Linked DNA regions of Homo sapiens: region 2 is linked to region 1. The links are chromatin contacts, found by POLR2A ChIA-PET in ENCODE. All regions are on one chromosome and are shown on one strand. The core of a region is the stretch at or near the end of the contact, and the rest is flanking DNA. Distances in the headings are between cores, read along the strand shown. Region 1 overlaps MSRB3-AS1 (MSRB3 antisense RNA 1). Region 2 has its middle 83 kb from the start of HMGA2.

Region 1 (3,822 bases), core at 1,268-3,767:
TCAGTGCCCAGTGCTTTTACTGGGGGCTGATTACACAGGCACTCTCTGCCTAGCATGTAATAAAATTCCAGACTGGGGATTCCTTTCCTTATTCCTTTTGGGAATCATGAAAGCAGGTGTCCAGCATGAACCACATTGCTTGTACAAACAGTTTAAGCACAGTGAGCCCTCTTATCACTTCTGGGGATAATGAAAACCCTCCTGTGATGGTTAATTTTATGTATTCACTTGGAGGGGGGTTTGGGATGAGATTAACATTTAAATCAGTGAATTTTGAATAAGGAGACTGCCCTCCAATATGTGGATTGGCCTCCTTCAATCAGTTGAAGGCCTGAATAGAACAAAAATACTGGCATCCCGGAACAAAAGAGAATTCTTAGCAGGCCACCTGTGGACTGAATTGGCTCTCCTGGGTCTCTACCTGCCAGTCTTTATTTTTATTTTTTATTTTTTATTTTATTCATTTATTTATTTCTTGACACAGTCTCACTCTGTTGCCCAGCCTGGAGTACAGTGGTGTGATCCCGGCTCACTGCAACCTCTGCCTCCCAGTTTCAAGCAATTCTCATGCCTCAGCCTCCCGAGTAGCTGGGACTATAGGCGTGAACCACCATGCCCAGATAGTTTTTGTATTTTTAGTAGAGATGGGATTTCACCATGCTGGCCAGGCTGGCCTTGAACTCCTGGCCTCAAGCGATCTGCCCACCTCGGCCTCCCAAAGTGCTGGGATTACAGACATGAGCCACCACATCTGACCACCCCAGCCTTTACACTGGAAATGCACTATCTACTCTTCTAGATCTCAAGCCTGTCAGCCCACCCTGTGTATTTTGGACTTATCATCATTGGCTTATAATCATGTGAGCCAAATCCTTATAATAAGTCTCTCTCTCTTTTGTATATGTATATACACATATATGTGTATATGTGTATATACATATATGTGTGTATGTGTATACACATATATATACACAAATATACACATATATTTACAAATGTATATAAATATACATTTGTATATTTGAATACACACATATACACATATATACATTTGTATATTTGTGTACACATATATATACATATATGTGAGTATATGTATATGTGTATACAAATATGCACATATATTTGTATATGTATATGTATATACACATATACATATCCTATTGGTTTTGTTTCTCTGGGGAACCCTAACTAATACGCCCCTCAAAATCCAAGTTGCTAGATGCCAGTCAAGGATCAACCTTGCAAGCAGGTCTTCCTAAGGCTAGCAGTCTCTGGCCTACTTTGTTAACCTTTTCTGTACACTACTAATTTTTATAGCAGTAGAAGCCATATGACAATAATGCCATGGAGCAGCAGAGCCTGTGAATAATCAAAAACTATGAGGTGGAGAGAAAGTCAGTAGAGAGAAGTTGGCTGGTAGTGACAGAAAAGTAAAAGCAACAGGCCCAGAGCCCTGGAGTGAAGGCTGCATTGTAAGAGGGGAGCATCCAAGGAGGAACAAGGGGAAGTCTGTGGCAGGGGAGAAGTTTGGGCAAGTCACTAGATGCTCCTTTACCCCACAAGACCTGACCATGTAATTGTGGTTGTGGTAGATTAAAGGTGTCTGGAAATTCTTTGCCACTCTTTACATAATGATATGGGATCTGTTTCCCCTCTCCTTGAATCTGGGTTGGCCTATGACTTGCTGTAACCAACAGAATGCTGCAGAAGTGACACTGTGGCTGTTTGAGACATGAACCTTAAGAAAACCTGGCAGTTTCTGCTTTTGTACTCTTGGGAGCCCGGGGTCCCCAGGTAATGGTAGTCGGCTGCACTGCTGGAGAAACCACTGAGAGAGAGTGAGAGAGAGGGAGGGAGAGACGTCGGACCAGCCCCAGCTGTTTCAGCCATCCCAGCTGTGGTGACATGCATGGGAATGAAGTCATTCTGTATTATTTGAGAGTTAGCCTAGTTGAGACTCTACATAATGCCACCTGCATGAGTGATTCCACGCAAGACCAGCAGCAGCATTGCTGCTGAGCTCCACCAAGATTACAGATTTCATGAACAAATAATAAAATGTTGTGGCTTTAAATCACAGACTTTTGGGGTGGCTTCTTTCCTAGCAATAGATAACTAATATGGTGAAGCAGCCGGAACTATCTGAGGACAGTGGCTTCATTGTAATAGTGAAGCACAGGAGTAGAAAGCAAGAGATGTCTGTAGCCGGGGCAGCAGGATGACTCTGTGACAGTCGACACAATATTTTATTTTCCTTCCAGTTTCCACTGTTTCACAATACTGACATGTGTCACTTTACAAAGAAAACAATCTGTACCCTTCTGAATTAGGCTTTACACTAGAATCTTTTCCAGACCTTCCCAACCCTCAAACCGAAGTTTGTGAACAGTGGAATGAGTTCCCACACACAATGAGTCATGTTTGTCTTCTGAGTGCCGATTGCCTTAGTGGAGACCTTAGATCATCAAATCGCATGCCCTGAAGCTTGTTTCTTCATGCAGGGAGCCAAAATCCATTGTATAACCTCATCTCCGGCAAAGATTCTCAACATGCGCCTGACTATGTATGTGCAAGATGCCAAATCAGTGAGTCCAAAAATGTAACAATTATCCCTGAAACCAGTCTGACCAATTTTATGGACAGAATTAATGGGTCATTTTGTGGTAGCAGAAACTGGACCTATGACCAATTGTTTCTAATATTTTTATGTATCTTTTATGGATGAGGAAACCAAGGGCAGGGGTGAGGGGAGAGAGAGAGCGCTCATGAATTATCAGAGCCATTGAACAAGTCAATATCGAAGGCAGGGACATCACCCATGGCTCCCAAATCTCCTTCAGGGCTTTCTCCACTATTGGCAGCATTAGTTTTCATTGGATGTATGTATATTGCTCTGCTGGAGAGGGCATAGTTACAGCCCTGCTTTTTTGTGTTTTTTTTTTTTTAACCTTAAGTAAAACATTTTTCTCCTTTGTGATATCACAGTTTTACCCCGGACACTTGGTTAGTTTCTTATGGGCAGTCTCAGTCATCTCTTTAAAAAAAAAATTCAGAAGTAAGCTCCCAAAAGATCATGTGTTGAGAAAGAACATTTAAACCTAGCCAGTAGGGTGGGAGGGAAGGAAGGGGAGAGTGTGGAGAGGCTCTCCCTGCTGATAATCTTGGAAGAAAGAATTACCTGACTTAGAAATGTGATATTTTTCTAGGCCACCTCGTTTCTTCTGATTAAAAATAACCACTTTCCATTATGTACATATAAGAGAAAAATGAATGAAAACATAGCTAGGAAGTAGCCTAGAATGATAAATCAGGGAGAGTATAATCTACACGTGCATATTCAGTCAGTAAACACTCAGTATTTATAGCATATGGAGAACTCATTCATTCATTCATTCATTCACTCACGTATCACCTGTCCATTGATCTGTTTACTTAACAAACATTGACTGAACACCTACTACAGGCAATGTCCTACAGAGACACGTAAGGTAAAGACCATATTTCCTGCTCTCCAGGGATTGCTTTTATAGTCTCATAAAGGAGATAAGACAAGACAAGAACACAAAGAACTATGATCAAGGTAATAAATGAGTAAGCACCATAGGAGAGAAAAATAAAGTGAGATGAAAGTTCAGAAAAGGGAGACATCATTTCTGGCCAAAGGAAATATAGAGTAGAAAGATTTCTTAAAAGTATAATCTATCACCCTGCAACTCCTAGTTTAAAAGCCTCACATAGTTATTAGCTCTGTGACCTTGGGCAAATCATAAATTTTCTGCTTCTTAGTTTGCTTATCTTTTAAAAGAAAGGGTTGGACTA
Region 2 (3,890 bases), core at 391-2,890, 110 kb before region 1:
TGCTCAAAAAATTCATAGTCTAGTTGAATATAGATAAATATCATTCAGTGACTATGCCCCACATCAGTGCCAAAATAGAATACTTAAACCTTCTTTAACTCTTCTAAGCAAAAGAACCTTCATAAAGTTAAGGATTATAAATAGCTGTAAAGGAATCACTCGGTTACGGCGACCACCCAGGTGGTGCCAGAAGTTGGAAGTAGCCCTCCTCCCTCAGCCCGCCATCAGTGCAGCTCAGAACGAATTGGCTTTGCAGGAACGCTGAGAGAAAAGGAAAAGCCGGCCAAATCTTCCAGGCAGAAGTAGTTCTGATCCGAGGATTAGAGCCTGTCAATTAGGGGTGTCCGAATGGGAAGGAGGAAAGGAGGCGAAGGAAATATGGCTTAAGCTCCAGGGGAGACTCATTTTCTTTAGGAGAGAGGGTCAGGCACCAGGACTAGCGCGTTCCCATTCTCCTCCGAAAGGAGTCCATCCTTATCCGGATTTCCCTTGCCATGAAAATGAGGCCCCCCTCCCGCCGGCGCGTGCTCGCTGGGCTGGTAGAAGCTCCCGGGTGGCCCGCGCGTGGCCCGGCCGCGGCGGGGGTGGCCCCGCGGTCAGCTCTGGAGTCCGCCGCCGCCGCACTAAGGACGGAGCCGGCCCCAGACGCGCCCTGGCCCGGCCTCCCCCCGCCGGGGAGCGCCCCCGGCCCACATCCAGGCTGCGTCGGGGTTTGGCAGGCCCGGCCGGAGGAGGCGCCTTTGAAGTCTCGGCTGGCCGACCGGGAGGGAGATGGATGACCGGGCAGGGGCAGGGACGCTGGGGCCCCGCCTGGTTCCCACGATCAGGCCAGCGCAAGGGGCCACCGTGCGGCGCGGGCGGGCTCCGGGGCAGAAGGGGACGAGCGTGCGCCGGCGCGACCGAGGGAGAACTGGCGGCCGCTCAACACGAAACTGGAGTGGGTGTGAGACAGGAGATGGTGGGAGTCAGAGAACAGTGTGTGTGCGACAGGGGGTGTGACAGAAGACGCAGTGTGAGTGTGAGGGGGCCGGGATGCGTGCGTGCGCCCTGCGTTAAGTGCGCGGGGGTAAAGAAGACACGGGCTGCGCGTGGGGTGGGGGTGTTGGCGGGGCGCGCGCCACAGCGACGTGGAGAGGTCTAAGCCCGGGCCGTCTGCGTGGGGTGCTGGGGTCTCTAACCCCGAGCGTGGGCGAGGGGTGGGGGCTGCTCGCCGGAACCAGCCGGGAGCACCTAACGCCCAGTCCCGCGCAGCGCCCGTCCCGGCAGCTCCGGCGGGTCTGTGGAAGGAGACTCGCGGCGGGAAGGAGATACAACTTAACTTTAGAGCGCGGCGAGAGCTATTAACTTGTCACGGGCATCCGCTCATTCTTTATTTAAAAAAAAGTCACGAGCCCAGAAACCCCCCCAAAGGAGGGAGCGCGCGGGGAGCTGCAGCCACCCCCACAGCGCTAGGGAGATTGGGGTGTGCGCCCCCGCCGCCCGGCCCCGCCCCGCCCCTGCCCTCCCCTCCCCTCCTCTCCTCTCCACTCCTCTCCCCTCCCCTCCCCTCCTCTCCTCTCCTCTCCTCTCTCCGCAGTTCCCCGCACCGCCTGGCCACGCCCCGCCGCCCGGCCACGCCCCCCCAGACTGCATGGCGTCGGCCCGTGAGCCAATGGGAAGCTCCCGGGCTCCGGCCGCCGCGGCAGGTCGCGGCAGGAAGCGGTGGGCTAGCGGTGGCCCCCAGCAAGATCGATCACCTTTCCCCCTCCGCAGCTGGGCCAGAGACCCCGAGGGGAACCGGGCCATGTTCTTCTCGCCCTGCCCTGGGCTTGGAGAAGGCTAAGGCCGGTGGTCCCGGACACCCAGGAGGTTTGCTTCTTAGCCTCTTCTCCAGACTTGCAGACACGGATAATAACTCGCCCGGTTTGAGGCCCAGAGAGAGGCTCATTAACTAGAGATTATACAATAAAGGCTCTCCTGGAGAGGAAGGTCGCCTTCCCCCTTCACCCCAAATTATTTCCGATGGGGTCATTGCATACATCTACAGGCCACATCTGTTCAAAAGGACCTATTAAAATATTTGTTGACCTAGAAGTGAGAGAAGGGAGAGGACTGGGAATGTTGGGGCTCCGGGCGCGGGCGGTGGGGCAGCCGGATGTGGTGAGCGCTGGCGCTTAAAATGCGCCCAGTGGGAGGATATGAAGGGGATGTTAAAAGTCACGCAGGTCGCCTCCTCCCCCATATTGTGTTTGAATGTTCTCCATGTTCAAGGTGGAACCTCAGGCTGCAAGGTGTTTGCTACTCTTAAACTGAGTGGTGAAGAGCCAAGATTTGAAATGGAGGAGATATTTCACAGAACGATTTTGAACTGCAGAAAGAAAAAGGTGGAGCCAGTGGTGGAAGTACAGAAAACAGATGATAAAGGATAGTTGCAAAAATGTCATCAGCATTCTTCAAACCCAACAGGCATTTCTAGAGACCTCTGCTCTCTCTTCTCTGAGTCAAAACTCAAATCTGGGCCCTTAGAGAGCTGCAAGTAAAGGTGCTTGGTTTGTGCTATGGTGAAGCCCCACAGGCTGCAAGGTTTGCTGCCTTGTTGGTGGAGGGCAGGCCCCCTCTTTTAGGTCTTTTTTTCTTTTAATTTCAAATTTGAGCTGGAAGACGGTTTATATATCCTCTTTCTTCTCACTCACCTACATCTACGTTCTGAAAATGGGAACATCGGCTACACAACAGAAGCTGCCTTGCTCCTCTTGATGAGGCGCAGTGTTTACTTGTCACTATTTTATTTTATTGGCAACTTAAAACCTCTGCCCTTGAAGGCAGTTGCTCATCCTGGAGTTTCTTTCAGAACATCTTTTTCTTTCTTTCTTTTTTTTTTTTTTTGAGACGCAGTCTCGCTGTGTCACCCAGGCCGGAGTGCAGTGGTGCGATCTCGGCTCACTGCAAGCTCCGCCTCCCAGGTTCACGCCATTCTCCTGCCTCAGCCTTCCAAGTAGCTGGGACTACAGGCGCCCACCACCACGCCCGGCTAGTTTTTTGTTTTGTTTTGTTTTGTTTTTTGTATTTTTAGTAGAGACGGGGTTTCACTGTGTTAGCCAGGATGGTCTCGATCTCCTGACCTCGTGATCCGCCCGCCTTGGCCTCCCAAAGTGCTGGGATTACAGGCGTGAGTCACCGTGCCCGGCCAAGAACATCTTTATTTAATGAAAAATGGTTGACTTGCAGCAAGTATATCTTAACAAAATTGTAATTATAAATGCATTGTATTGTAGCAAACTGATATTAAAACCAAAAAGGAACCATGTAAACAATGTTTATGACATCATAATTCTTGACTACTTGAAATTAAACTACCTACTCATTTTTAAAAATCGGTCAAAAGCTTTCCACTTTCTTTGTTTTTTGAGATTTTCTTTTTGCATTTGGTAAATTTAGAGACAGACAAAAGGGGGAAGGGGTGTTGTATCTTACTCAACAAATAATTGGGTTAATAACAAACATTCCTATAGCCTGTATGAGGCATGAGACTCTCAGTAAAAATATATCAGTGCAAAGCAGAAGTAAGTTGAAAGGTTATACAGAGAAATTCTACCATGGTGTCAAAATATATACCATAGATATATATATAACAAAATATATACCCTAACAAACTATCTCAAAAATCTATATTGTTAAACTGTTAGTAAACAAACAAACACACCAAACAATGTGGTTGACATCCTCTTTTTTCTCAGCATTAGTGCTGAAATTTACCAGGGCTTTCTCTTCTTTCTCTTTCATCTATCCCAAGGTGATCTTAAACATTCTTACGGATTTTATTTACATGTTGATGGTTCCAAAACTTTTACCCCCAGGGCAGATATCTCCCCTGAGCTCAATCCCACTCTCTTCGAAGGCTCCCCAAGCAT

The links. ChIA-PET counts read pairs that join two places held with the same protein, here RNA polymerase II (POLR2A).
Region 2: POLR2A ChIA-PET joins it to region 1 with 12 read pairs in BJ. The contact joins two enhancer-like sites. POLR2A ChIA-PET finds 5 or more read pairs at or near these places in 3 of 52 experiments (A549, BJ and activated CD4-positive, alpha-beta T cell).

The regions. Positions count from the first base shown.
Region 1 is chr12:65,630,411-65,634,232 of GRCh38, reverse strand. The region is part of intron 1 of MSRB3-AS1 (MSRB3 antisense RNA 1); the gene reads left to right. Among named protein-coding and RNA genes, the nearest start is that of MSRB3-AS1, 10 kb to the left of the region's middle. Within about 2 kb of position 2,517, at least 9 of the 41 ENCODE cell types and tissues checked have a DNase peak (open chromatin) inside an H3K27ac peak, as active enhancers do.
Region 2 is chr12:65,739,246-65,743,135 of GRCh38, reverse strand. No RefSeq gene overlaps it. Among named protein-coding and RNA genes, the nearest start is that of HMGA2, 83 kb to the left of the region's middle. RefSeq lists enhancers at 623-1,123, 1,124-1,624 and a silencer at 1,574-1,623. Within about 2 kb of position 1,640, at least 6 of the 41 ENCODE cell types and tissues checked have a DNase peak (open chromatin) inside an H3K27ac peak, as active enhancers do.